Regions from separate parts of the Homo sapiens genome. Here region 1 is linked to region 2. Evidence: read pairs that join two places in POLR2A ChIA-PET (ENCODE). Cell type or tissue: MCF 10A. All regions are shown on one strand. Region 1 overlaps MBOAT2 (membrane bound glycerophospholipid O-acyltransferase 2). Region 2 overlaps ASAP2 (ArfGAP with SH3 domain, ankyrin repeat and PH domain 2).

Region 1 (4,000 bases), 260 kb after region 2:
GAGCCATTGCGGTGCATTTTTAAAGTGTGGCTCTGAGACCACCTGTGTCAAAGATCACTTTGGATTGTTATTAAAAGTGTACATTCCCAGGCTCTACTCAGGGTATACCCAATGAGGGCCAGGGAGTCTGCATTTTCGACAGGGCCCCTGCTTCCCCCCACCTCCCACCACCATCACAGATAACAGACTTGGGCCAAAGTTTTTAGGCTGTTCATATTATTAAAAGTTTATTAAAATGGAATGTAGGCCGGGCGCGATGGCTCACGCCTGTAATCCCAGCACTTTGGGAGGCCGAGGCGGGCGGATCACAAGGTCAGGAGATCGAGACCATTCTGGCTAACACGGTGAAACCCCGTCTCTACTAAAACTACAAAAAATTAGGCCGGGCATGGTGGCGGGTGCCCGTGGTCCCAGCTACTTGGGAGGCTGAGGCAGGAGAATGGCGCGAACCCGGGAGGCAGAGCTTGCAGTGAGCCAAGATCGTGCCACTACACTCCAGCCTGGGTGACAGAGCGAGACTCCGTCTCAAAAAAAAAAAAAAAAAATGGAATGTATTTTTAAAAAATGTTTATATTTAACACATTAACATGTACTCGCCAAAACGTAAGGCAGTGTAATTGTGCTATTGACAATATAGTCACAAGGGAAAAATAAAATTCACTGTGTACTCTACTCTAGGCAATTTGGCCCTGAAACAAGACAATATTAAAGTTGGATGGTGTACACATCTCCCTTCAGTCCTGTCACTGCATCTCTGGTGACTGTATGTATAATCTCATATGTAGAAAATGTTGAACGTCTACATTTGGGGTCCTTCCGGAATGGGAGGCCTGAGCCAAGTGTCCCTTTTGGCCTACTCTGTGAGAGAGCCTGCTCCATGTGATTTTTTTTTCTCTCCTTTAAAAATTGTATTGATTGATTGATTGAGATAGGCTGGAGTGCAGTGGCTCAATCTCGGCTCACTGCAACCAGTAGTGAGATTGCCGGATTATGTGGCAGTTCTGTTCTTACTGTGAGCTTACCTTTGAAAGTCTCTGTCTGATGGGGTAGGCTTGGACCCTCAGAAGGATGGCTTATTCAACCCCCGACCCCTGACAAACTCTCACACTCTTTCCACACATGCCGAGTAAATTGCTTAGAGCAACGTATGTGGCGAGCTGGAATTTAAATCCTGGCTTTCTGCTGCTTAAAGTACTTGCATACTCAATTACTTAAAATGCTCCTCAATACATTTTCTCTCTTTTAACTCCTTGCCTTTGATTAAGCTGTTTCCTCTTGAAATCCCTGCTACACTTTTTGGCTTGGCAGATCCGTATTTTTCAATAGTCAGCTAAAGCCTATGCCTCCTTGATGAAGCGTTTTAAGATTTGCCCCATCCTTTCCTCCCTTTTTGGGTATCTTGCATGCATGATATGTTCGTGCATGCTACACCTACATGCCCTAAGTATTTGTAATTCTTCTGCCTCAGGCTGCAGGCATTCCAGGTGGACCCATGACTTGGGACCTCTTCACACAGCTGTCTCGCATCCCATGCAGCATTTATGTCATGAGGCCAGTGTTCTGGAGAAGGACCGAGAGAAGAGAGGCCCCTGGTATTCCTGATCTGCCTCTCTCCTTTGCTCTGGACTAACCAGCCTGTCCTGTTTCTGTACAGCAGAAGCCCAGTGTCATCCAGTTCTTTCTTAGGAAGGAGTTAATGGCAAGATCCCATGCGGGGTCCTCGCCCCTCTCCACTGCCTTCTTGTCATATGTGAGTACCCCTCCAACTCCAGGAAGCAGTGCTGCGAGAGAATGCCTGGGCTGCCCTGTTGGTTAGGGCCCTCCGAACAGTCCCATCATGCCCCGCTTTCACTGTATTCTACTCTGATAACACCTGGAGCATTGATTTTTTTTTTGTTTGCTTTACAAGTCTCCCTCCCAAACTAAATTCCTTAAGAATAAGGACCTCCACTTACTCATCTTTGTGTCCCGTCTGCCTAGGACCATTCTTGGCACGGAGCATGTTTAGAGTCCGCAGGGCTGGTGTGATGAAAGCATAGACTGGCTCAGCTTCTGACTGTCCCTTGTTAGCTGTGTGCTCTTGGCAAGGTGCTGATCTTTTATTTGCTTCAGTTTCCTCATCTATAAAGTAGTTCACGTAGTGGGTGTCTCCCTACGGAGTTGTGGTTAGCACTGAGGAGACAATGCACACGGAGTCAGAACCTGGCGTTTTGGGTGTTACTGACTTTAAGTGCTTTTCCAGGGGCTGGAGAGGGCACCATGCTGTTTAAGGCTTTACTTTCTTCAGAGCCTAGGAGAGTGTTCTCTGTCATCCATTTTGCAAGGAGTGAAGTGTCTCATGTATGCCAGGTGGTGAACAAGACACAGGGTACAGCGGAGGTACTGCAGTTGAATGCAGTGATTTTCAGACATAAAACACCGCAGCTCCTTGGAGCACTTCCTGGTAGAGAGGGCCAGGTCCTGCTGAGGAAGTTAGGAAGGCCAGGTTCTGAGGGATGCGGTCTAGTGGGTCTAGTGGGGTCATGCTGGGTGTTCCCAGGGGACTTTTCCTGGGAACTGTGCACTTTTCCTGTCTTTCATTGGCACTCACGCCTCCTGGGCTAGGTAGAAGGCAGGTTAGGGGCTAGGAAATCTGTGGACACTCACTTCACTGGCCAACAAGCTTCTCCACAGACTGAGCTCCCCTAATCAGCTTCTGGTCACTCTGCAGCTGCTTTCTCTTGCAGCTGGTCTGTGCCTCTTACTGCTGTGGAGTCTTGAGCATTCCGATGCCTTTAGTGGTTAGGCTCACTGAAGGACCGCGCAGCAGGTCTCTCTTAGGTAAGAAGTGAGTGATAGAAACCTTTTTAAAATGGGTTACTTAAAAGGAGGCTGAGGACATGCAAAGCATTGAAGAATTTTGGGGGATTTTGGCTGGATTATTCAAAAAGAATTGAAGATAATTCTGAGAGGTACCACTATTTTCAGCTGGATGATTACAGTGTCAGGTGTGGTTGGAAAAAGAAGCTTTATGAGCATTTTAATCAAGAGATTCAGATAAAAGAAGCCTGCAGTTGCACAATTGTCTTTATTGATAGAGAACAAAGGACTGCCACTTTTAGTGTCCCTTTAGTAGGGCCCTCTAGAAAGACTCCTTTGGGATATCTCACCCACCCTCCATGTCCTCCAGCCATCCATCCAGTCCAGGGAAGCCTGGCTTTTTGGCAGCAGCAGATGAATCATTGACAGATCCTCCCAGAGCAGCTCAAAGGAACAGGTAAACCCGTGTCCCTGTGGAGTGGGGAAAGCTCTGCTGAGCCAGGCGACCAGCCAGCTGCCAACCCCGTGGACCACATTCTTCTGGGAAGTCCCAAGCTCTGACCAGCATGCCTTGCTTCTGTCTAGGCGTTGGACAAAGACATAGCTTCCCATTTTAATCCATCATCTCATAGAAACTTTTTCAGGTTTTGGAGATTTTCTCCGCCAGACTTAGGTGTTAGTGGAAGGTCAGGGTGATACATAACATATAATTTTAGATATATTTAAGTAGTTCAATACATGTATGGTATATGTTAAAATAAAATAGATAGCTCCCTGCTTGTACAAACAAAACATTCTGGTTCTTTTAATTTTCTTTTTGAAACTAGATTATAGCTAAAACTACAATATATACATGAAAAACATCTAAGTGATACTTTACTTGTTAAAACTCAATGGAGAGGCTGGGCACGGTAGCTCATGCCCGTAATCCTAGCACTTTGGGAGGCCAAGGCAGGAGGATCCCTTGAGTCCAGGAGTTTGAGATCAGCCCAGGCAATGTAGCGAGACCTTCAAATCTGTATTAAAGCAAACAAAAAGAATGAATGGAGAGAGGTGCTGGCTGTTACAGAACAAGTAGTTACAAAACCATTTATCTACTGGGTGCTCAATAAATAGTAAAATTGGATGCATCTAATTTAACAATATTAAATTTCAAGATAGATGTAAAGACCTGCAATAAAGGTCTAGAAATTAATTGTAT
Region 2 (4,000 bases):
ACAGGAGGCAGGAATGGGGGAACCAACTGAAGAGGGGAGTTCTGCGTGACGGCACTCTGCTACGTTACATCTGTAGGGTGCTTAGACGATTTCACAAAACCCACTAAACTGCACATTTAAAACGTGAATTTTGGCCGGGCACAGTGGTTCATGCCTGTAATCCTAGCACTTTGGGAAGCCAACGCGGGCGGATCACCTGAGGTCAGGAGTTGGAGACCAGCCTGGCCAACATGGTGAATCTCTGTCTCTACTAAAAATACAAAAATTAGCCAGGTGTGGTGGCGGGCACCTGTAATCCCAGCTACTCAGGAGGCTGACGCACGAGAATCGCTTGAACCCAGGAAGCAGAGGTTGCAGTGAGCCAATATCGCGCCATTGCACTCCAGCCTGGGTGACAAGAGTGAAACTGTTTAAAAAAACAGAAACAAAAACAAAAACTGGTGAATTTTATTGTTTGCAGAGTAGACCTCAATTCAGCTGACTTTAAAAACTTTTTAAAAAACAACAAAAAACGACTTTCGTTTCTTTGTTGCCTCGGGATTGGCTTGGGCTTAGGGATGCACGGGCAGCTTTTGAGGGCTGCAGTGAACAACTAAATAGTCAAGATGCTTGGTGTAGGACCAGTGATTGGGCCCACGCACTATCTGCTTGTGTTCCTAAATTCTTTTTTTTTTTTTTTTTGAGACGGAGTCTCGCTTTGTCGCGAGGCTGGAGTGCAGTGGCGCGATCTCGGCTCACTGCAAGCTCCGCCTCCTGGGTTCATGCCATTCTCCTGCCTCAGCCTCCCGAGTAGCTGGGATTACAGGCGCCCGCCACCACGCCTGGCTAATTTTTTTGTATTTTTAGTAGAGACAGGGTTTCACCGTGTTAGCCAGGATGGTCTCGATCTCCTGACCTCGTGATCTGCCCGCCTCAACCTCCCTAAGTGCTGGGATTACAGGCGTGAGCCACTGCACCCGGCCGTGTTCCTAAATTCTTTAACTGTCTTCCGAAGGCTTTTTTTGGGGGGCGGGGGTGTTAGGGGAATAGGGTCTCACTTTGTCGCCCAGGCTGGAATGCAGTGGTGTGATCTCAGCACACTGCAACCTCCACCTCCTGGGTTTAAGCGATTCTCCTGCCGTAGCCTCCTGAGTAGCTGGGCGTGTGCCACCATGCCCAGCTAATTTTCTGTATTTTTAGTAAAGATGGGGTTTTGCTATGTTGCCCAGCCTGGTCTTGAACTCCTGGCCAAAAGTGATCCACCCATCTCGACCTCTCAAAGTGCTGGGATTACAGGCAAGAGCCACTGCGCACAGCCCCAAAGGCCTTATTTAAAATGACTCTTCCTACAGTCCCTGGTTCATCAATTACTCTCAGTTGTCATCTGCTCTTTGACCTTCAAGGCTGAGTGGCCTCACTCCAATGCAGTCCTAGCAGCTGGTGTCAGGCACGCCTGCCCTCCCTGGCCTGAGTGACCTCTCTCCAAGGCACCTCACAGTGTGTGTTAACGGCTTTTGTGACACGAAGGCTCTCCTTCCAGCATTTCCCAGAGGGAAGGTTTTGTACAGGCTAACACTCTAACACCTACTGGCCAGTACTTCCCAAGTACATCTGATTTATTTCAAATAACTGATGAACTAAATTCAATGAGCTACAGATGATAATTAAAAAAAAAAAATTAAGGAAAGAAAAAAAAAAGCAATGTGGGCACAGGCTTCTCATTCCTAAAGCTCCCTGTCAGTGGCCTCAGGCCCATCTCTGCTCCATCCATCACTGCCAGAAAACTCACATTCAGTCTTCCTTCCTGGCAGCTGTTCCTCACCCTCAGCCACAGCCACCTTCCCCTTGCGTCATTCCTGAAGGCATTCCATTTGCCACGCTGATGTCCTCCAGCCACTCCACTTCCTCATCACAAAACCGAAGGTCCCCAGGAAAGACCCCATGAATTCAACAAGGTGCGCCCCCCAGCTGCTCCCTTCCCCTTCTCCCAAGGGTCACTGAGTCCCCAACTCACCAGCTGGGATGGAGGGAAAAGGAAAGTCAGATGAGGTAATGCGTTTTAGTAAAGTGTAAAATGCACGTTATCTTTACTTATTAAGCATACAAAACCCACCCGACGGACATCAGGGATTAGCTGTTCTGCTTCGAGCTTCTCAATTTCTCCACATGCTTTGCGCCCAGACCCACTGAGCAGCCAGACTCAACCAGATTCCCCAGGTCTGGGCCCCCACAGGGAGGGCAGGTCCCCTAAGGCTGTTACACGTGAGTACCAAGCAGATGGAGCCCAGAAGATGGGAAGGAGTGGGACGAAGTCAAATGCCAGCCCCACCCTCACAACCTCAGTCCCCTTCTCTGTAAGACAAGTGACTAGAGGGAAAGCCACAGGGCCCACCTCTACTTGCGGACTAAACTCCTGATGTGACAACGCTCTGGCCACGTTCCTCCTTTCAAAATCTCCTTCGCGATCTGTTTACCAGCCCTCCACGCTCCACTCCCGTCCACTTATTCCCTGAAGAACCTGTGGGTTTCCACACCTCAGTGTGTTTTCTCACCTCTAATCTGTCTCCAATTCAAACTCTACAGACCTTTCAAGATCCACCCAAATGCCACCTCCTTGGTGAGCCTGCCCACTCCGGGTTCCCATCTTATCTCTGTAAGAAATTGACTTTCACCACGCCTCGTTTCATAGTTCACTGTTTTAAGTTCCCCGGGAGCAAGCCCCGAGTCTTGTCTATTTCTGTATTTCCACCATGGTGGGCTCAGCACTTTGCTCACAGATGGCCCATGGTGGCCTGTGCTGAATCACATCCCTAGGACCCCGCAGGTATAGCTTAATTCCACAAGGCAGATTAACAGGAAGACTGCAACATCTCAGGGGCTGAGACACCTCCGCTCCACCCTGGCTCTGATTCAGAGCTCCTGAGCTCCACAGCCTACTCCTGTTCCTCTCTGGGTGCTCACTGCTTTCTGCTTCCAACCTTGTCCGATAGTTACTTGTGGCCTCGGCTTAAATGAAAGAGCACACCACACTGCATTTGCCCTGGGGGCCGTGCAATGTGCCCTGTATCCTTTTGTACCCTCTGTGGAATGGGAAAACACTTTTACACCTCCCAAGGCTTAAGTGATTAAAGATCTGGGGTCCCAATTCCCACCCAAGGGCCACATGTCTGGCATCCTGCATCCCCACTCCCATCTTTAAAGTCATGCATGGCACCTGGGGCACCGCGAGAACTCCAGGAGCCCTAGGGACAGCTGTGTATTCACATGTCGTGTTCTTTCCCCTCTTTCCCTGGTGCCTAGGCAGGAAGTCTGTGGTTAAATACCATTTGCTGAATTATTAGTAATAATTACCATGTGTGTAACATTCCTTACAGTTTGTGGAGTTTTATCCAACAAATGTTACATGACCACTTTGTGTCAGGCAGCGTGTTAAATGCTAAAAATGATCCTGGCAGTTTCTGCCCCCAAGGAGATCATGGGTATTATTTTAGCTTTATGAAACCCTACAAAGCAATTGAGGTAGGTATTATTTTCCTCATGTTACAGATGATAAAACTGAAACTCAAGTGAGTAAGTAAATATTCCAAGTAAGAAAATGGAAAGAAGGGAAGAGTTGTATACCCAGATTTGACCCCAAGCCCTGCCTTCCTTCCACATGGCATGTAGCCTTTTGATGGGCAGGAGACGGTGGCCCAATGTTCCTACATACTTCTCACAGATCCTGAGCAGGACCAGCCCAAAACAAAAATCTGGAAGCCTAGCAGAGTGTTTTCAGGGTAGCCTCTCTCTAATCATGCCCCTCGGTCATCCTCTGCAGTATCCCCACACGGCCCTGCCCTCCTCTGGGGGTGGCAGTGCATGCAGCTCCCCCGCCAGCCCGGGCATGCCTGCCTGCAGCTCCAGGAGACCCGTGCCAGCAATCTCAGCCCAGCGCCCAGTCTCACTCAGGCTGTGAACTTTCTGTCCACACGACAGTGTGGGTGCTCCACCCTGCTAAGTCATGGCTATGCAGTCTATGTGA

Evidence for each region. ChIA-PET counts read pairs that join two places held together with the same protein. Peaks named below come from ENCODE experiments on the same cell type or tissue, not always from the same donor. Only the 100,000 strongest peaks of a DNase experiment are listed, where the experiment ranks them.
Region 1: POLR2A ChIA-PET joins it to region 2 with 7 read pairs; 1 of 35 experiments calls an interaction of 5 or more read pairs at or near these places.

The regions. Positions count from the first base shown.
Region 1 is chr2:8,992,136-8,996,135 of GRCh38, reverse strand. The region is part of intron 1 of MBOAT2 (membrane bound glycerophospholipid O-acyltransferase 2); the gene reads left to right. Among named protein-coding and RNA genes, the nearest start is that of MBOAT2, 9.5 kb to the left of the region's middle. In MCF 10A, no CTCF peak of the experiment used is centred here; a DNase peak (open chromatin) is centred at 2,055.
Region 2 is chr2:9,249,596-9,253,595 of GRCh38, reverse strand. All of the region lies in intron 1 of ASAP2 (ArfGAP with SH3 domain, ankyrin repeat and PH domain 2), which reads right to left. Among named protein-coding and RNA genes, the nearest start is that of ASAP2, 45 kb to the right of the region's middle. In MCF 10A, no CTCF peak of the experiment used is centred here; DNase peaks (open chromatin) are centred at 1,785, 2,895 and 3,935.